Regions from separate parts of the Homo sapiens genome. Here region 2 is linked to region 1. The links are chromatin loops, found by intact Hi-C in ENCODE. Cell type or tissue: MCF 10A. All regions are shown on one strand. Each heading gives the region's core, and the rest is flanking DNA. Links, peaks and the distances in the headings are about the cores only.

Evidence for each region. Hi-C counts contacts between places; a loop is a spot of excess contacts. Peaks named below come from ENCODE experiments on the same cell type or tissue, not always from the same donor. Only the 100,000 strongest peaks of a DNase experiment are listed, where the experiment ranks them.
Region 2: a loop joins it to region 1, with 8 times the contacts of the local background. A loop is called at or near these places in 7 of 110 quality-filtered maps.

What each region holds. Positions count from the first base shown.
Region 1 is chr2:84,298,685-84,309,944 of GRCh38, forward strand. The region is part of intron 1 of LOC107985905 (a long non-coding RNA gene); the gene reads right to left. Among named protein-coding and RNA genes, the nearest start is that of SUCLG1, 150 kb to the right of the region's middle. RefSeq lists an enhancer at 4,301-4,350. In MCF 10A, for the core only: a CTCF peak has its summit at 4,432 (motif pointing left); a DNase peak (open chromatin) is centred at 4,407.
Region 2 is chr2:84,072,063-84,083,322 of GRCh38, forward strand. No RefSeq gene overlaps it. Among named protein-coding and RNA genes, the nearest start is that of SUCLG1, 380 kb to the right of the region's middle. In MCF 10A, for the core only: a CTCF peak has its summit at 5,641 (motif pointing left); a DNase peak (open chromatin) is centred at 5,629.

The sequences.
Region 1 (11,260 bases), core at 3,200-5,699:
CCCATGGAAGCTGTGTGCTGTCGTGATCAATATTCTGCCTGAAGAGTTTCTTTTCACCATATAATTTTCTTGCATGTGTCAGTATTTATATGCTTCACTTGCCATCTGCAGGCACCTCAGCCTTCTAAGAAAACGTGCCTAGTTCTGTCGACTTTAAGATCAGAGAGATGTGGAATTCAGTTCTCCCCAGATATTTCTTATGCTCCCCGGGAAGTAAAATAGCTCTGAAAGTGGTGGAAAAGAGAAACATTTCTCAACTTTCATTCAACTGGGATGTACATTTCTGGGGACACTGCATGATCTGTCTGTCTTTTTCCTGTTACTGGGTGACACCTTTAAGGCACCAAAAGTAGCTTCAAGCCAGAAAAGGAAAGAAACCAACATTTGTTGAGAGATTTCTAAGTTATAGTAAGTGCTTTACATATGTTATTTAAGCTACCCAATAAGTGAGAGAGGGAGGTAACTAATATGCAGAAGAGTCAGAAATTCTGTATTCAGAACAAAGTCCTTCTACTTTCCAGATGAAAGCTCTTTACAGCAGGCAGCCTCCCAAGAGGCACCATCTAGTAGACTTAGAATCATTCTGGCCTTCTTGAATGCCCCACGTATTTTAGACTTTTTTCTATTTTGTCATCTCATCTGCATCCTGCTCCCTCCTTGCGCTAGCCCTTGGTTGTGCTTTCAGCACAAAAACCTGTTCTCCCAGTGAATGCCGGCACCTGCAGCTGACCACCCACCATGAATCTTAGACTGGACCCCCTCTGCAAAATCTCATGCTAGCAGCTGCCCCTGTGGACTCTCTCTTAGGAATGGCAGCATATGAAGTTTCTCTTCTCTTACAGACATGTTTATACAGGTCAGTTTCTATGTCATTGTGCCTGTATATACATGTAAGCAAGGATGGGCATGTAACAGTAATGACTTGATTAATGAGAATGATCATTATATATAGTTATGCAATGAAACATGTATGATTCAAGTGAACACATAACATAAAATTTCATGTAACCTAACTGGTATTAACTTATATGAATCCTTCTAGTAAGTTGAAGTCCATTTTTAGAGTAATACAAGTAACAGGACATGAGCTATTATTTTTAAGAATTTACTCAAATGAGCAACTTCTAGGTTGAGTCTCTAAAGAACCTACTGGGGTTAAGCTCTCCGACACAGCAGCCCTGATTCAGTATTCTCTGCAGATCTCAGGGTGCATAACACAGGTCTGGCATCCACAATGAGATCTTCAATGAATGCTTGTTGTGTATAAATAGATGAAAGAATGGATTGGATCCATTGACACGCAGCCCAATCATCTTTCCACAGCCAGCTCCAGCCCTGTACCAATAATCACTAGGAATAAGAATTAGTACCCTGAGGCTGTCTAGAAGCCAGTCATCAGGTTCAGTCTTGCAAGCTAACTTAGACTTAATTAGGCAGAAACATTGACTCAAGCATCTCAAATTATTTAAACAGCAAGAGTTCAGATTGGCATCTTTCTTCACAACCCGTAATACAGGGCTTCGCAGGCAGCAAACGTTCAATAAATACTAACTGATTACACTTCAGAAATCTAGATAATTCTATTAACCAAATTCCTCCTTTGCTGTATGTGTATCCATTAATCAAGGTAAACATCCAAAGACACACATCTGTGTGTCCATCTTACCGCCTCCACCAAATTCCTCCTTTGCTGTATGTGTATCCATTAATCAAGGTAAACATCCAAAGACACACATCTGTGTGTCCGTCTTACCGCCTCCACCAAATTCCTCCTTTGCTGTATGTGTATCCATTAATCAAGGTAAACATCCAAAGACACACATCTGTGTGTCCATCCCACCGCCTCCACCAAATTCCTCCTTTGCTGTATGTGTATCCATTAATCAAGGTAAACATCCAAAGACACACATCTGTGTGTCCATCCCACCGCCTCCACTGACCTCTGCCTTCACTGTCTGCATGTGTGGGCTGGCTGCTAAGGGACCAGATTTAATTATCAGATTTTAAGCACATTCCTTCTCTCCAAATTATGTGAGTTTGTTTTTCTATTTGAGAGTTTGGCAAAAGCTATATTCCCACCCTGTCACTTACTCAAGAGGAAATGTGTTACTCTTAGCAAGAGGACATCTCCCACAGTAGGAATCCAACAGCGTCTGCAGAGGTGGTCCCAGCTTGCGGCAGCCTCTACGGATTGCCAAACTCCCACCTCAGGCTGCCCCTACTTGCCTTTTGCAGTGAGCCTCCAGAAAATGTTCAGACGGCCCCAGCAAACAGCCAGAAAAGGCATGGTACTTGGATAGGAAGGTGACATAGGGACCTCAACTCCCTAAATTGCTTTATGGTTTTTGCAGACCTGGAAGGGTATTTCTCAGAATGATTCCTGGCTACTTAATTGTTGGTCAGTCCAAGCACGTTGCTATCACTTCTTCAACTACCAGTAGGCAAGGAGTCGATGGTAAAATAAGCTAGTGCTTAGACTTTAAGCAATGATTAGACAGAATTATATCCCCCCCAAATTTTATGTGTTGAAACTCTAACCCCCAGTACCTCAGACTGTACAGACTATATTTGGAGGCAGCATCTTTTAAAAGGTAATTAAGGTAAGTTGAGTTCATATAGGTGGGACCTAATACAGTATGACTGGTGTCCTTATAAGAAGAAGAGATTAGGATACCAAATGACACAGAGAAAGGACCGTGTGAAGACACTGGAAGAAGACAGACATCTACAAGCCAAGGAGAGAGGTCTTAGAAGAAGCCAACTTGACTGACATCTGGATCTCAGACTTGCAACCTCCAGAACTATGAAAAAATTAATTTCTGTTATTTAAGCCTGTGGCAGTTTGTTATGGCAGCCCAAGCACACTAATCCAGGCAGCAAAGAGCCTGAGATAAACTGTGACCATTTGCCACAATGGTCAACATCTTAAATGGTCACTGGAGGCAAATTGTCACAACTATTGAAGAATAGAGGACATTCAGGGGACAATGCACCCCTGTTCTTTATGTTAACTCATTACCAATATCTCTGTATCCATTCTCTACCCCTACATAACAAACCACCTAAAACTTCGCAGCGTAACACAATCACCATTTATTTGCTCACAACTCTGGGCCAACAATTTGGGCTGGAGCATCTGGGCAGCACTTCTGCTGCTGTCTCTAGAGGCCATTCACATGGATGCAGCCACCTGGCGCTTGTCTCAGGGAGAGATGCTAGAAGATGGCCTGGTTCACATGCCTGGAAATTGGTGCCGGCTGCTCGCTGCAGTGCCTTCATTCTCATGCTCCAGCATGCTGGGCAGAATTGCTTTCCATGGTGGTCTCGGGTCAGCAATCCAAAAGGGCAATTGCAGAAACCCTAAGACTTTTTGAGGCTGAGATTCAGAAGTCTCACAATATCACTTCAACACATTCATTTGGGTAAAGTAAGTCACATGGTATCTTAGTGCACTTATCATTATTATAACAGAATACTACAGACTGGGTAATTTATAAAGAAAAGAAACGTATTTCTTATAATTTTGGAGGCTGAGAAGTTCAAGGGCCCTGCATCTGGCAAGGGCCTTCTTGCTGCATCATCCTATGGCAGAAGCCAGAAGGACAAGAGAGCACCGAGGAGAGAGAGTAAGAAAAAGGCAGTCAAATTTGCTTTTATAACAAAGCCATTCCCAAGATAGCAAAGCCACTCTCAAAATAATTAATCCACTCCTGCAACAATGACATTAATTCAGTCATGCGGGTAGAGCCCTCCTGACCCAATCACCTCTTATTAAGCCCCACCTTCCAACACTACTGCATTAAGGATTACGTTTCCAACACATGAACTTTGGGGGACATAGTCAGACCATCACACAGGGCCAGATTCAACTAGAGGAGAATTAAACCCACTTTTTCATGGGAGGAGCAGTAAAGTCACAGTGCCAGGGTGTATGTGTACAGGATGGGAGGAATAGTTGCAGCCATCTTTATAAACAGGTCACTACACTCTCTTTCTATCATCAGGATCATTTCACTGATTACAAGCCAGGTGCACGCCCTGTCCCAGGCATTTAGAAGAACAGGGGCCAGACTTACATGTGTGAGTATGCCTTAATGATTGCAACACTTGTTCATTATCCATTCATTCCACAAATACAAAATGAAAAATCTATTCTTGGAATACAAAGGTGGGTGTGATATAATGCCCACCTTCAAAGAAAGTTCAGTTACTAGGGTCATAGAGATACAAATAAGCAGATCAAAACAGAATTGTGTACAGAGTAGTCAATTCTAGGGAGGAGCAGGTCAAGAAAGATTTCATAAAGGAGGTGACTCTTGCCCTAAGTTCAGAATGGTGAGGTACTTGTGAGGTGAACTGTGATAAGAGGACAAAGGCCTGAGCGAGAGATGATTTTTGAGTAGGAGGTAGCACCACCTAGTGGCAAGGGAAGGGGGAGGCTTCTCTGCCATACTAAGGAGCATGAGCTTTCTCCACAGGAAACAGACTTTGAAACCTTTCAGGTATGGGCTTGTTATGGTCCTACTTGGAATTTGGGGAAATGTGCAGGGTGTTCTTGAGGCAAGGGGATCAGTGAAGGGGCTTCTACAATTACAGTTTTGTAGTTGCAAACAACAAAATGCTGACCAACTAAAGCAAAAGAGGAGTGAATCAAAGGCTATAGAGGTACTCACAGGGTTGAAGGGGAGGCTGGAGAACGAGGCTTGTAACTCTCAGAATATGGAACAGCTCCAGAAAGTGTGAAGACAAGATCCAACCATCTGTCTGTTCCCCTCATAGAACCTGCTGACAGATGCATAGATTCGAACCATTCCTCCCATTTCGATCCTTCTGTTTCAGGGTCACAGTTTTGGAAGAGAAGATCTAATTGGCTGAACTTATGTCATATGCTGCTTGCTGGAGGTTGTGGGAACTTCCATTTATACCCTTTTGATTAGAAGTACAGGTGACAACCTGGGACTTGTGATTTGGTTTCTGAAGTAGGGGCAGTCTTGTGGGACTCCAGGGCTGGAAGGGAATCCCCAGGGATCTCTCAGAGGAGTCTGTGGCAAGAAGCCCAGCACCCACCCTCATTGCTCCGCAAGACAGAGGTAATTCCCAAGAAGGAAACCAAGATGCTGTTGGGAGGTAGAATGGAAGGTAGATAGCCCAAAATGAACAACACTCACTATAGAGCCATTCTGTCTGTCTTGATATCTGCCTAAGTGACAGACATCAAGGACAATCTGCCTCAGTGGGACAGCATAAGTCTAGAGTGAGAGAATGAACTCAAGGGCCACAGGTAGCCAGAGCCATAATTTGGCTACACCTAGATGCCTATGGCCCCAACTCTAGCTCTTTTCTAGTGGCACTCTCTCTTCTGTAACACAGAATTTAACTAATTTGTTCATTTTTTTCCCAAAGTGAATCAAAAATTTCAAATGAAATAACTACTTCAGTAGTGCCTCTGTGAGTACTTCTGTTGATGAAGATTGAAGAGGCCACCCACCTTCCTCACTAACTTTCCCAAGCATCCAAGACCTAGGTTTAGACACACACACACACTCATGCCCCAAGAACTCTACTAAGAAGAGGTTTCTTGCATAATATCTCATCTTTAAAATTCTTCTGACTCAAAGAAAACTTTTATTTCCCTTAAAATGGTTTCCATTATGAACCAAAAAGACGAGGGCTTGGGACTTTCCCATTAAAGTAATAACCATATTAGCTAACAGCCCAAAGCTATGTCATGGGTCATCAGCTCCCAGCCACCATTAATTATGAGACAATATTATTCATATAGTGCTTTGCAAAGTCACTCAAAGGGTGAGACTCTCCAAATCAAATCTGGATATATAGTTTATCCCCCATTTGGCAAATATTGCTTTTGAGGATGCAGAACATTTTCCTTGTTCCAACCTCTCCAGACATGACCAACCCAAACCTTGGGCCCTGTCTGATCTCTGCCACTGAAAGAGGTGAGGGTGAACCTGGCTTCTGGGGGAGACATGGGACCATAAACTTTAGAGGCCTGACAAACCTCAGAGTTTATGAAAGAATACTAGTAATGAACTTATGAACCTTGTTCAGACATTAGGCTGCAGCACAGAGTCCCAAATTTGACAGCAGAAGTTTTAGTTGTGATTTCTAGCTATCTCCACTTCCCAGCCCTAGAGTCTTGGGATAATTGTTTTTAACTTTCACGCACTTACTGATTTATAAAGTGGGGATAACAATACTGTGATGTTGTGATGTAATAATAAATACATATTTAATCTTCATTCCCAGCTCCTGACCGGAGCTCCTAAAACCCTTATAATTTCCTAAGAGATAAAAGCAATAGGAGCGTCTTTTGCTATGTTTTGTTTTTGTCCCCACTTCCTGAAATAGCTGCTGGGTGATAAAGAGAGAAAAACATCTTTTGTTATTCATAACAAGACTCCTTCAATCACACCTGAGTTTATGTTAATGGAGTGATCTCCAGAAAGCACCTAAGAATGGAGAGCTGTTTGCCAGGAGAGCAAACCTGTGGGTAAAGGGTTTCAGCCACACCCCCTGACCTCCAGGGAGGGGAAAAGGGCTGGAGGTCGAGCTAATCACCAATGGCCAATGATGTAATCAATCATGCCTACATAACAAAGCCACCATAAAATCCCCAACCAAAGGGTTTGTGAACTTCCGAGTTGGTGAACAAGACCATACACAGTTTCTGGGAAGGTCGTGCGCTTCAAAACTCCATGTGGACAGAAGCTCCCGTGCTCAGGACCCTTCCAGACCTCTGTGTATCTCTTTATCTAGCTGCTCATTTGTGTATTTTAAATATCCTTGTAATAAATTGGTAACAGTAGGTAGACTGTTTCCTTGGGTCCTGTGACTTGTTCTAACAAATTATTGAACATGAGGAGAAGGTTGTGGGAACTTCCATTTATAGCCTTTTGATTAGAAGTAGAGGTGACAACCTGGGACTTGTGATTTGGTTCCTCAAGTGGGGGCAGTCTTGTGGGACTCAGCCCTTAGTCTGTGGGGTCTGTGCTAATTCCAGGCAGTTGGTGTCAGAATTGAGGTAACTTGTAGGACACTTAGGGTGTGTTCCAAGAGGTGGTTGATGTTGGGGGAAAAATAAAACCCACACATTTGGTTCCAGAAGTATTGTGTTGAGGCAGGATAGGTAGTCAAGAAGTAACCATGTTCTCAGGGCGCGGCAACCATGGTGGCCATACAGTCAGCACAATAAGCCCCAGCACTCACATTATAGTTAAGCTTATCCCAACAAAGCTATCTCCAGTAGGGAATCCCGCTCCTCACCCACTCCCAGAGAGCATGCACATTTTAATTTCACCTGTCCTCAAACTCACCCTTTGCTCATGACAATAGTAGAAAAACATACCCCAGGGTGGAGATGCTAATTAGACATGCAATATTATCGGGGGAACCAGCCCCCAATATTTCAATGTAGGTTCTTTTCTATTTTCCCTAAGTGTCAGCAGGTCTGAGAAATAAAGAGAAAGAGTACAAAATAAAGAAATTTTACAGCTGGGTCTCTGGGGGTAACATCACATGTTGGCAGGTTCCGTGATGCCCCCAAGCTGCAAAACCAGCAAGTTTTTATTAGCGATTTTCAAAGGGGAGGGAATGTATGAATAGGGTGCAGGTCACAGAGATCACATGCTTCAAAGGCAGTAAAATATCACAAGGCAAATGGGGGCAGAGCAAGATCACAAGGCCAGGGAGAAATTAGAATTACTAATGAGGTTCCATGTCCTGCTGGGCACACATTGTCATTGATAAACATCTTAACAGGAAACAGAGTTTGAGAGCAGAAAACCCATCTGACTACAATTCGCCAGGCTGGAATTTCCTAATCCTAGCAAGGCTGGGGGCGCTGCAGGAGGCCAGGGCATATTTCATCCTTTATCTACATCTGCATAAGACAGACACTCCCAGAGCGGCCATTTTCGAGACCACCCCCTGGGAATGCATTCATTTTCCCAGGGTTATTCCTTGTTGAGAAAAGAATTCAGTGATATTTCTTCTATTTGCTTTCTGAAAGAAGAGAAATATGACTCTTTTCTGCCCAGCCCCACAGGCAGTCAGACTTTATGGTTATCTCCCTTGTTCCCTGAAAATCACTGTTATCTTGTTCTTTTCAAGATGCCCAGATTTCATATTGTTCAAACACACATGCTTTACAAACAATCTGTGCAGATAACGCAATCATCACAGGGTCCTGAGGCAACATACATCCTCAGCTTAGGAAGACGAAGGGATTAACAGATTAAAGAAAGGCACAAGAAAATTATAAGAGTGTTGATTGGGGAAGTGATAAATGTCCATGAAATCGTCACAATTTATGTTCAGAGATTGCAGTAAAGACAGGTATAAGAAATTATAAAAGTATTAATTTGGGGAACTAACAGATGTCCATGAAATCTTCACAATTTATGTTCTTCTGCTGTGGCTTCAGCCAGTCCCTCCGTTCGGGTTCCCTGACTTCCCACAACACAATATATGAGAAAGCACGTATAGCTACTGTGCCTGTGCACCAAGAACATGCTTACTAGTAACACCTCTTCCCACCTACTTATGAATAGTCATGTAAGACTCCCATGAAGGGAGTCTCCCTAGTGCCAGTCTTTGCTGTCTCATCTTTATGAGCAGCTTGCCCTGAATCCTCTCTGTATTCTGCACCTAGCTTTCAGAATATTCTTCTCCTTTGCAATAAGTTGCTGTGTGCTGCATCTCCTTTGCTGTGCATCTCATGTGTAAACTCTTTTAAACTAAGAAACAAGAACTGAGGTTTCACAACAGCCATTGACAGTGTGAGTAGAGCAATAGTTTTGCCTTTTAAATACTTAATCTGCCTGCCTCAGAGGTTGCTTATATAAAGGTCATATAAAAACAGTATACAGAGCTGATAAACTGTAACTCCCATGTGAGTGCATGGAAAGTGGCATTTGTGTCTATTTAGCATTCCCATGGCTCTGAGAAAAATTTTTAAAAATATCATCTTGTTCTCACTACGCAGACACTACCTGTGTCCATTGCTCAATCTTGCATTGGTTTGCTTGCTAAGAAGGAGAAAAGTCACTGGTCCTCAGAATCTTGAAAGACAAAGTTCTACGAGGTGAATTAAGCCATTTATACTTTGAAATCCTCCCATGAGAACTGGTGTTACCAGCCATCCTCCAAACGTGTCTGAATTTCTCCTCTCTTTCCTGTTCTCTTTTTCTTCTTACCCCATTTTTCCCTCATTTTTTTCTGGATTTATCTTGCTGACTCACTGATTTATTTATCCACTCATCAATGCTTGTGCCCACCTAAGTCCCTACTATGCCCTACTAAAACCCTGGACAGGTTCTCTTTCATGTAATGGGTCAACACCACCAGCTGAGGGACCACGGATGGGTTGTTATACAGCAGGTGTTCCAGAAACATAATGTTTTGTTATTCTCCATGCCTTCCCTGTGCCTTGTACTTGAGGATGGTAACATGGGGCTTGTTGAGTCCTCCATGTATGTAAAGTCTAGTCCTTATGTTTTTGTTTGAAAGAAGCTGAGTAAAATCCCTATTTAGAAGCACATAAAAGATATAGCTAAATGCCACAGAGTGTCTGCTATAGGGATCTCTCAGGGGGGATTTTCAATAACTTCTTCCCTAGTAGGATAATGTAATTTGTCTAAACACAAAGAACTAGTACATGGCTAGGATTTGAACCTTGGTCTGACTCCAAGCCCTACACTCTCAATACTAAAATGAGGGCAAAGCCAATGAGAAAATCATGAGTGTCCTCTTGTCAGCAGCTGCCTCCAGGAGAGAGGGAAACAACCAGTGGAACCAGAGCTTAACTGCTCCTCCTACCGGCCCCCCACCACCCTGCCAAGCATTAGCAGCTCCTGAGTCCAAAACAACCACAGCAAACCTTTACCTTTGAAACTTTGAACAATACTTTACCCTCCACCAAGAAATTGCCTAACTTGCATCCTCACAGCAATGGAGAATAGGGGTTCCTGGTCCCCTTTCACAGGATAGTGGGTTGAATGGCATCCCCCAAAAATCCATGTTCATTAGAAACCTCCGTATGTGACCTTATTTGGAAATAAGGTCTTGCAGATGTAATTAAAAATTTCAAGATAAAATTATCTTGGATTTAGGGTGGGTCCTAAATCCAATGACTTGTATCTTTATAAGAGAAAGGAGAGAAATACTTGGATACCCAGAGAAACCCAGAGGAAAAGGCCGTGTAAAGATAGAGGCAGAGATCAGATGGCAGCCCTAAGCCAAGAAGCACCAAGGATTTCCTGCAGCCACAAGAAGCTGAAAACCACCAAGAAGGGATTCTCCCTAGAGCCTTCCCAGGGAGCATGGCCCTGCCCTGTGAATTTCAGGCTTCTAGCCTGGAGAAATGTGAGAGAACATGCTTCTGTTGTTTTAAGCTACGAGGTTTGTGGTCCTTTGATATGGCAGTCTAGGAACCTCACAAACGTGGTGAGAACACTGAGGCTCATAGATGCTACCTGACCAACCAAGAGCACAGGATAAGTGAGAAAACTCAGGGTCATAGCTTGGGTTCCCTGATGAGGATTAGGGCATAGGTAATTTACTGGGGTAAGTACAGCAATGAAGTAAGGGAAGAGAATAAAGTAGGCATTATGAAGCCAGCAGCCACAGTGGAGAACCGAATCATAATTCCACAGGCAGGTTCTAGAAACAGTGCAGATAACTCACCTCGTAGTTATCACCCCAAGGGGTGAAGGAGCAATGGGCATTTATGCCTCAACTCCCATGAGTCATGGGTGAGGACTGCTGGGGCACAAGTTGCTGCCCAGCCTTTCTGGCCTGACATAAGTGCAGGTCCAGTGGCTTTCTGCCGCTTTGGGGCAAGCTCTCAGACAGAGAGAGTGGCTACTAGGAATCAAGTCAGGAGCACCCAGGCATGGGAAGATCTAAAGGGTCCAGGCAGTGTCTGGACCTCTTTTATTCCATCTGGGTCATGGATAAGGAGAAGCTGTGTACTCAGACACCTTTTCCCTAAATGATAGACATAGGCAGAAATGTTGGCTACAATACCTCATAAAGCTGTTAATTTACACTCCTCCAAAGCACTGTGTTACTCACCACTTAAAACCTGCTTATTTCCTGACTGTGCTGCAAATTCAGCAATCAGTGATTTCCGCAAGTTAACACATATTCTAATTCTCCATGCTGGACAAAGAAAGGAGTAAATCAATATCCAGTGACAAACAATACTGCGTAAAACAGATGGATACGTGTAGACCACAGG
Region 2 (11,260 bases), core at 4,157-6,656, 230 kb before region 1:
AAAAGAAGTAGTAGGAGCAGAAGAAATAATGGAAGGGAAGGAAAAAAGGAGCAAGAAAGGAAAAAAAGAGGGAGGTAGGAAGGAAAGGAAGAGAAAAACAAGAAAAGAAAGAGAAAGAGAAGAAAGAAAGAAAGAAAGAAAGAAAGAAAGAAAGAAAGAAAGAAAGAAGAAAGAAAGAAAGAAAGAAAGAAAGAAAGAAAGAAAGAAAGAAAGAAAAGAAAGAGAAAAAAGAAAAGAGAAAGAAAGAAGGCAGGAAGAGAAGGAAGGGAGGAAGAGAGGGAAGGAAGGAAGAGAGGAAGGAAGGAAAGGAGAGGGAAGGAAGAGGAAGGGAAAGAGAAAGGGAGGAAACAAAAAAGGAAGATTCAAAGTATGTGCAGCCCTACTGCAAGCTGATGGTGTTATTGGCCTCTAAAACTTCCTGTGGTTAATGTATCAAGGTTCTTTATTAGTTTAGAACAATTTCTGGATACCAGCTCCCTCACTCCACAATATATCCTCTTTTAACACTCTTGCCATTGAAAAACTTTTTTCTTAGCATGGAAACCATGACTCCACCATCATCTCCCGGTTTGTGTTCTTTTTTTTTTTTTTACTTCCACTAGCATATAGCCTTATATATGCTCCCCGGATAATGGATATAACTGCCTAATGCATAAGAATACTCTATGTGGCCAACACATAAGAAATCTGTCTCTCTCTGTGTGTGTGTGTGTGTGTGTGTGTGTGTGTGTGTGTGTGAGAGAGAGAGAGCGAGAGCGAGCGCGCGTGCACGAGAAAGAAGATATAACTGAGACTAAAAGATTGCAAAATTTTTAAAAATAATTTTTCAGAATTTGTCAAGATGAGACTTTTATGCTAAATTGAGCTCAATTGTTTCTTTAATCTGAAAAGAAACTTGAATCTCCTCAGTCTTCTCTGAGCTGCAGAAATGGGCAGTAACCCAATCCTCTTCTGCTGCTCAAGAAGCAGGCCCAATACAGATGTCAGCACACCCTCACTGAGGACTTTTCCATGTCAAACACTATATGCGGCATTGAAACAAGGATCCTAAGGCAGCTTTTGCTCTCAGGGCTTCCTCTGTGCACAATTCCCAGGGCACATTTCCCTTATGAGTTTCTGTGCATGACAGCTCTAGTCTCGATGTACGTGCTTGTGATACTATCTACTCAGATACAGCTCCTAGTCTCAAGATTGCAATGTGACATGGGAAGTGCTGGAATAGAGATAGGACAAAAACATTCAAGAGGTGAAAGTGGTTCCATAAAGATAGTAGTGTCTGAGGAGAGTCTTAGGGGCTATATTGAATTTAGACAAGGAAAAAGAAGGGCAGGTGATTATACCAGAGGGAAACAGCAATCCCTAAAGACATGAAGGAGCAAACAAGCAAGAAAAGTGCTGAAGTTCAGATAAAATTCCACATTGCTCTGGCTGCTCCAAAGAAATTAGGTCTGACTATGCTGAGGCAGCAAGGAAAGAAAGAACTGAAGAGTGGACGTACTTTAAGATGGGGCACACGTCTCCAGTGTGTTCCAGTGGTCTACTTCACCCTCTTTGCCTGGCCCAGCCCACATACCTCATTTGCAATACCCAAGTGGCCCATAGGCATTTTACTTTCTCATCCCCGGCTTAACATGACAAGTCCAAATTCTTCAGTCTGGCATTCTTGCCGTCTCCCTGCAATGACCATCCCCTTCAGCAATAGAGAGAAGCTGCAGCTCCCATCACTTCCAAAGAGAGTCCCAGGTATCCTGCTTAGAGTATATTCCCTCTACAGCGCTCGACAGCCCTCACACATTTCTTGTTCCTCCCCTCTTTATCTATTTGAAAGGCTGTCTGCTTTTCTCAAGTATCTCATTCCTATACTTTAAAGACACACATCAAAGATTTATTTCTCCCATGAAGACTGTCAGATTAATCTCCATATCAACTGGTTTTGTCTGAATCATTTTAGTAAATACAATTAGCAAAGGAGTTTATGAAAATTTTACCAAAGTCATAGAGTTAGCAAGAGATAAAGTCAGGATTTGAATCCATGGTGTCTGATTATAAAAGGCAAACTCTGGCATTCACATGACAAACTAGAACACAGAGAAAAACACATCCATGCTTTTAATTGTCGTTTGAATTCTTCCCTGCTTTTTGTTTGTTTGCTTTTGAATTTACATTGTTCCTTTTCAGAATGCTTCTAAATCCTTAAATTCTAAGGACTGAATCTACCACTTTGTATATTCTATATTACTTAGATTTAGATTCAGAGTCAATTATTGTCATTTGACTATCGACTTTGATGCAGACATCCAGTGGAGTTTTTCCATGTACCCTTATCAAATCTGTAAGACACTGAGATACACGTATTATTATTTGTGCTTTTCAGACTTAGTCACTATTTAAATCATTATAGAGGGTAAAAGACTGAATATGAATATAGGGGTCCTGACATCAAGCTCCAAGTTCTTTCCACTACAAAACTGATTGCTTAACATCATACTAGATACAGAGAGGACATTTCATTAATGCTTTTTAGGTGAATGAATAGTTTTAAAAAAAGAATTCAATGACAATGTAATAAAAATAACCCAAGTAGAGATCTGTATTATGATAATATAAACTTCCTACAAATCAATCAATTACATGGTTATCATCATGAAGGGAATGCAAAACCAAAGAATATTTTGAGAAGGAAATTAAGCAATGGTCCTTGAAAGATTAAATAGTACAGAGGTGCAGGACAGAATAAAATGGGAGAGATTAAATGGACAAAATGACAAAGTGTACAGTTAGGAGACAGGTGTAGCTCAAATGTGATACATTAAAGGAATGCCCTTGCTACTGGTCAGAATTTTAAAGTGTCCATTTCTCCCTATATAGCACAAATGCTCTGAATTAAAATTGAGACTGGCTATTTGCACATTCATCCTCTTGTCACTTTAATCTATTGCCGCTCATGTATCCCCTGTGGAATTTGTAGACATTTTTAATTCCCCACGAGATAAAGTGGGACAGGATGGAATAGACCATGTCTTACTAATCTTTGAATACTTTAAGACAACATTACTCACACTGTGTCCAAATGAAGTTCAGAAATACGGCAGGAAGTTCAGTTGTGGTGGCTCATGCCTGCAATCCCGGCACTTTGGGAGGCCAAGGCAGGTGGATTGCTTGGGCCTAGGAGTTTGAGACCAGCCTAGACAACATGGTGAAACCCTATCTCTACAAAAAATTGAAAAATTAGCCAGGCATGGTGGTGCACACCTGTAGTCCCAGCTACTCGGGAGGCTGAGGTGGTAGGATCACCTGAGGATAGAGAGGTCAAGGCTACAGTGAGCCATGAATGCTCCACTGCACTCCAGCCTGGATGACAGAGTCAGACCTTCACTGTCTCCAAAAAAGAAAGAAAGAAAAGAACAAAAACAACAAAAAATAAAGAAATACCGTGGGAGGAAAAAGCACGTGTCTGGTGTAGAATTTTTCAAAACTTTACTTTCCTATCTTATGAATTGCCAAAAGGGAGATATGGTTTGCAGTTCTCCCCAAACTTTTAGGACCACAGCTTCTTCCTATCTGTACTCCTTCAGGGGTGCTTATTCCCTAGGGATCAATTTCCCTGAGTACAGAAGGGATAACATTGTTCAAAAGATTTCTCATAGTGCTACAATTGAAGATGTCTTCTAAATGTTCATCGAATGAAAGAGTGCCTCTGTAAAAATAATCACATTTTATACTTTAATTATGTTGTTTTACAATCTCTCTGGAATTTTAGTATTGCTACTTATATTGTGATGTTGTTTCTACAACTTAATTGCCTCTACATTTGTTGACCCATGTCAACAAGGAGCACACATCACATTGTCTCATATTGGATAGTATGTCTCTAAGCTTAGGTTCAGTTATTTTGTAGAAGACAACATCCACAGAGTCTTGGCGGCTTAGATAACAAAGGCTTATTTCTTGCTTATGTCACCAGTCCTGTGCGGGTGGTCCATCGCTCTGGTCCATGTTATCTGCATTCTGGGATCCAGCCTAAGGGAGCATATCTGAAACATTCCAGTCTCTTGACAAAAGGTAAAGAGAACATGGTGAACCCTCACAATGTGTTTAAAACTTATGCTCTGATGTGTAAGACATCACTTTCACTCATACTTCTTTGGACTAAGCAAGTAACACAGCTAAACCCCTGTCACAAGAAGAGGGCAGCAAATAGTTTAACATAAAAAGATCCATCCACTATGCTGAGTTTTCTTCTTCTAATAAAGCCCGGGTCTTATAAAGAGGTAACAGAGTAAATTATCAAATCATGCTGGCTTAAACATTTAGCAGGCACAGTAACGAAAGCAATTATTACAGTTTTATTTTTTAATCCCATATTCTAATAGACATACTCAATATTCAGATTTACCCTTGTATGAATTTCCTTTGTATGAATTACCCTTGTATGAATCTCATTGAGATACGTGCCTCTGCCTCTGGAACATGAAAAGTCCATCTCTTCTTCCTCCTTCTAAAGATATAGTGAATTTAGGGAATAATATATTCTGCTTTTAAGTAGTGGTAAATACCCCCATTCTAATCCATTCCCCGATTGCCAAACACAATTGATGCTGATTAAAGATAGAACAAACTAAAAATATTATTTGTCTGTGTAAAAGTAATTTTAATCATGAACCTTAAATTGAACTGTTTACAATGTATGCCTGTTTACTCTGCAACACAATAAGGATTATGTGTTCCATAAAAAGTCAGATAAACTGTGTTGAAAGTTTTATTTTATCACAACAGTAAACTCTGTTCACATATTTACATATTGTTTGGGAATCACGAATCATCTGCTCACAATCTAGAATACTAATGATCATGGTGATGTACAGCACATGGTCGATAACGTTTTTCATCTGTACCTTGAATACACCATGACTCCACTGATGATCATAAACCTCCACCATTTTGTTCCATTTAGTAAAAGTTACATTTTCTCGACTAACTTATTTCTTGCATAGTAAATGTCCTAATTTATAAGGTCGATAGGATATATAAAAGCAAATGAATAATATATGTAAACTCAAGTTTGTCATCATCATATAGATTCTTATTTTGTGTAGTTAATAAAAGTTCTACTTTGACCAGACCTCCCAAAAATTGTATCATATAATCTGTAGTTTATGCACTAGGAGATTAGTTTTCAAATGCACAATGAAGTGCGCTATAATTTGTAATTAAACATATATAAAGCACTTATTTGTAAATTATTTTCTTAGTATATAAAGTAAAACAAATATAAGGGTATCCACAGAGCAATAAAACTCTCATCTAGTTAGTTTATGGCGTGTTTTCTTGAAAGGAAGGAAAATAAACAGATTTGGAACTATTATACCGAGAACTGAACATGACCACAATACGCATTGGGAATGTGCTGTGCATATGCCTATTATCCAAAATGTCTACAGCTGCTCCCGCAAAAAGTTTGAGGGAAATAGGCAATTATATGGTTTCTGGGAGTCAGAATTTTTAGAACTTGAAAAAAAATTAGATATTATCTAGGATCATTATGTTATCAAATTCTAGAGATACCATCTCCCTTCATTTTATGTGACTGGCACATCTGAGTGATACATAGACTACAATGAAAATGGTGCCCCCTGCAGCATGAAATTAGCAATATCACATCCACCTCTCATTTAATACATTTGGAAACTCAGACCCACAGAGAGGAATCCTCTGCCCTGACAGCTCCAGGAGCCTAGCTTTGACGTAGGAAGGGTAAGTCCATGAAAAGTTGGTGTTGACAAGTCCTCCATGCCATCTGAAATTCTACAAGTATGATCTTGTATCTGTGTTGAAGTCTTGTACATTTAGAATTGAATTGCTTTTCCCCATTATTTATTTGTTCAGTGTTCTAGAAATAAAGAAGAAAGCCAGTTTTGGTAGAGGAAATAAGTAGGATCTCCCAGGTCTGGGTAGCAGGAACAAGAGGTAAATTATGTCTATAGAAGGCAGTAGTGCAAGGAGTCTGAACAGGAATTTGATGATATCCAAAGCAAATTATACTTATGCAACATAGTCTATATAGTCAGGTCCACTGTTAATCTCTCCTCCTTACGCTGCTCTTTGGATTTTAAAATCCACCCCTAAAACTGAACTATTTGGTTTCTTCTTATGGTGTATGAAGAAACATACAATGTGTATGAAATACCTACTCTGAGGGAAATTTTAGTTGGCTCTAATATTTCTTTATTATTTAGTCGCATTGTACAGACACAAACTAATGTGGTACCAATCTAACAAAGAATGTGGACACATTTAATGGAAAGCAACACTCGAATCCATGTGATAGAATAAAACAGGATTTAGGAAAAACAGAAGTGGATAAGAAAGACAAAATAACACTAGTTTAGGTTAACACCATGAGCTAGACATTTTATTAACCTTCTTGGCTTTTGTTGTCGTTGTTCTTAATAAAAGAACCTGCCAGTTTTTAGCTATGTAAAAGGCACAGGAATCGAAAACACATTTCTCAGCTTCCTTTGAAACTAAGGTGTGGTTATGTGACTGAGTTCTGGTGAGCAAAATAGAAGTGTGTTACAGCTTCTTAAAGATGCCCTAAAAAGGATGATATTGTGTGCTGTTTGCACGTTTCTTCATTACCATTTTTTCCATCCTGCTGTCTGGTACACAGATGTGTTGGTAGGAGTCTGACAATGTGTCAGAGTGGTGAATTGAAACTGACCTAAGTTTCTGACATCTTTGAGGAGCCACATAGCAACCCTGCATCTCCTATCTCAGAACATTTTTCCATGTAGTCAAAATAAACTTTTATCTCATTTAAACTACATCATTTGAGGTTTTTGTTATCTGAAACTAAACATAATCCTAACTGATATTCTCTTAATTTACAGATGCAAAACCTGGGAACAAAATAAAATACCTATTCAATTGCAAAGTGGTAGGAAGAGTAGTTATACAAAAGCTATTTATGACTGCAAAATCTGTATTATTTCCCAGAGAATACACAACTTTCTGGTTAGCATAAGAGTTACTAGAAACAGAAGATAGCCCAAAGGCAATTTTAAAAAGGGGCCAGATTACAGTCTTTGAGGTCTGAAGTAATCACTCAAATCTTATTCACTCAACACTGACCACAGCAAAATTTTTGCTCATCATTAGTTATGGGTGATAAATAAGTAATGGGCAAAGTCAAAACTGATCCTTGGATTTTTATGCTTGATTGGCTAAGTAAATGGTGGTGGTGCTGTTTGTGCAATTGCTAACAAATACAAAACCAACCCATTACTTAAGGTTCAGTACTTGAGCCCTCTCTGCGTCCTCAGCCCTTTGCTATGATACCTTCTCCACTTGGTGCTCTACCCGCCTATGGCTAAGCTGATACCTAAGGTGAAAGACAAAGTCCTCTTTATATTTACTTCCACTTTTCTCAAGCAGATGGAGTCTCTCCCCATAGCCACTATGGCTGGGAATGTGCTGAGTCTCATTTAAAGCCAGCAAGTGCCAGACTCATACCCAAGGCCCACGGCATACTACCTGAGTATTGCTGCCAGTTATTCAGGGTCCAAAGGCTCTTTAGTCAGCAAGTGATGGATCCTGCTAGGAGGAGGTCCTTTCTTTTGAGGCAGTGAGTTCCCTTCTGGCCCAAGGTGTGTCTAGAAATGTTATCCAGAAGCTAGGGCCTAAAAAGGGGGCCTCATTACTCTGACTGGTGCTCCATCCTACTGTGGCAGAGCTGGTATCCAAAACGCAAGACAACGTCCTCTTTACCCTTCCCTCTCCTCTTCTCTCCTCAAGTGGAAGAAGGAAATCTCCTGTGGAGCCATGAGCTATGCAGCCTGGGGTTGGGAGAGTGGTGGCACAAGCACTCTCTTAGCTGCCCCATCTGTTGTCTCTGTAGATCACATACCCCCGTTACCAAGTCCACAGGACCTGAGCCCAGTTTAGCAATAGGACTCACCTAGGAGTTGTAATCCCTGTGACCTAGACTGCCTTTCAAGTTTATTTAGGGCCTCAGACCCCTTTAGCCCACAGTGGTGAGGTTTTCTGGAACTCAAGTCCTGACCTGGGTGCTTCGAGTTGCCCACTGGGTTGGGCAATTCCTCTCAGGCTACGGCTGGTTTAAATGTTCCCTTCAGGGTAGGCATCAGCTGAGTTCAGCCTGGTTTTGCTTTCTGCTATGACGGGGCAGCACTAAGTTCAATGCAATGTCTTACAATTGCTGCACTCTCCCCATCCCAAATGCATAATTCTCTCTCTATACCACACAGCCACTGCCAGAATGTGAGTGAGGGGTGGTGTCGGTGATTCAAGACTGTTTGTTCTACCCTCCCTCTTTAAAGCCTCTTTCAGTGATATGAAGTCAAAACCAGGTATTGTGAGTGCTCACTTGATTTTCAGTTCTTACAAAGGTGCCTTTTTGTGTGGGTAGTTGTTAAATTGGTGTCCTTGTAGGGCAGATAGTTGGTGGAACCTTCTATTTGGCCATCTTGCTCCAACTACCATAATTTTTGAAGAAATAATGAAGATAAACAATATTTGAAGATTGGAATAACTAGTGGATATGAAAATATCTATTATTCCTATCGATGGCAAAGTCATAGTTATTGCTAAAGCTACTGTGGTTTATTGGCTACACATATAATTAAATGAAATATTAAATTTTAATTACAAGTTAGAGAAAATAAAGTGTAATTTTTTTCTCTTCCAAGTACATGGACCAAGTGAAGATGCCCTGCTATATAAATGGAAGATGCTGACTTCAGTGAAAACATCTGATAGGAATAGAAGACTTTGCCTGAGTCCAGGTTGCACAAAACCCACCACCTTTCACCTCTTTCCTCTTCTCTATTCTCATTCTATGTGGGATAGGCTTCATCTCTCAGCTCTAGGGGAACAATATTTAACCAAAAATGACCAGTAAAACTACCCGTGCCTCCTAGGAGACCCTCACTCTTTCTCACAGGATGTGATTATTAAAATTATTGCTGTTACTTTGTGATGTGGAAGAAATAACTGTTTTTAAGACTAGAGTCAATATTAAGAATAACACAACTAAAGGACAGAGAGGAACTTGGTCCAGAGGAAATAATGCAGTCTTTGATCAAGTCTTTCCTGACAACAACTATCTCTGGACTTTATATTATACCTCCTTTTCTTAAACCATGTTGGGTTTCGTTTTCCAGCACTTGCAAATGACATATAAATGTAGGATGGAGGTTTCAGGAAGATATTCCAATGGAAGCGATATTTTAGTTGAAGCCCAAGGATAGATTGGAATTAACTATTTGGGATAAAAGAAGAGAGGTAATTTTCCAAGCAGAAGAAAGAACATGTACCCAGGAAATATGGCTGGGGAGAACACGGTGTGTACAAAAGAAAGAAACTGATAAAATTTCAGGTCAATTAGAGCACAAAGAACAAGGGACAGAAAGTAGTAAGGTGAGGATGGAAAGGAGCGTGCACAGCTGTGGAGTCAGATGTAATGGCTTTGGTCATTATTGTAAGAGAAACTAGATGTCATGAAAATGATTGAAGCAAGAGAATGACATGATAATCTAAGTATTTGAGATCACACTATCCATAATATGCAGATCAAATGAGAAGTACAGGATAACCAGTTAAAAAGCTATTGCAAAAGTTGTTTTAAAAAACACTGAAAAGGCGAGGCAGGAGTCACAGAGAAGATATCATGACAGGAGCAGAGGTCAGAGTGATGTGGAACCAAAAGCCAAGGAATAGGAATTGCTTCCAGGAGCTGGGAAAGGCAAGGAAACAAAATTTCCACTAGATTCTCAAGTAGGAAATCAGTTTTCTCAATAACTTGACTTTAGCCCCATAAGACCCATTTCACACTTCTAACTTCCAGAACTGTAAGATAATAAATTTGTATTCTTTTAGCAAAAAAACAAACCCAGCAATTGCAGTCATCCATGAGAAAGGTGATGATAGCTTGCTTGGACCAGTATGCTACTCTGTTGCAGCAGTAGAAATTGAGAGAAATAGAAAGAAATTGAGAAATATTTAGGAGCTAAAATTGATAGGTCTTGATGATACCAAACCTGACCTCTGAATGTTGGACTGCACCAGAGATTCATTTTAGGCTTTCTTCTCTAGTCCCACTCTTTCCCTAGAATATCTCATCGCATTCCAAATATGGTCTCCAGCCCTGACCTCTTCTTCAAACTCTGTATTACACTCATTCTATTTCAAAGTCTCAAAGGCATGCCCAATCTATCCATCACCACCACCACCCTACTTTTGTCACATCACCACTGACACCTTTCCCACATCAGTAAGTGACACCACCCTTCTATCTATCTAGTTGCCCAAGCCTGGGAGTCATCTTTGATTTCTCTTTTTTCCTCATTCCCCACATTGAGCAATTTCCTGCTTACGGTTTTCTCTATCTTCAAAATACTTCTTTAATCTGTTTGTTTTCTCACCTCAACTACAAATACCCAAGTCCAACCATGTCTCTCACCTGAGTTAATTCAAAAAATACTTAAATGGAGTTCTTGCCTCTGCATCTTCCAATCCGTTTTTAAAATAGGGTCAGAGTGATAGTTAAAAATACAAGCCCTACAATGTTTTTCTCTGCATATTACGGTAGCCATATTATCACCCTTCATTAGCTTCCCTTTACATTTCCTTCTCTGCTTTCTCTTTTCCCCTTAGACACAATGTTCCAGCCATGCTGGTCTTCTGGACACCAAATCTCTTCTTATCTTCAGACCATTGTACTTGCTGTTTCCTCTGCCTGAAATGATCTTCACCTCTAGCTCACACCTTCCCTGTTCACAATCACCTCCCTGAAGAAGCCTTCCCTAACTATGACATCTAAATTTGGCTTCCCCTATTCCATCCAGTGTCTCCCTATGGCATGTTTGATTTTCTTTTGAACATCTTTCAAAATATGTATCCGCTTGCTTGTTATCATCTCCTTCCTTTCACTACGTATGCTGCATGATGACAAGAAAGTTGTTTATACCACCACGCCCCTAGCACTTTAGAGAATGGTGGTGCTTAGGAGGTACTCAATAATCACTTGATGAATGAAAAATAAGGGAATGGATTAGCTGTGATGTGTGAAGAGATATGAAGTTTCAAAAATCATCCCTCAGTTTCTGATTTGTTCCTTGACAAATGACTATGCCAATTACTGAGAGAGGGGATTCCAAAAGAAGACCAGTCTTAGGGGAAAGATCATGAACTTTGAACAGTGGACTTGGATATGCCTTTGAGACTTCCATGTGATGATATA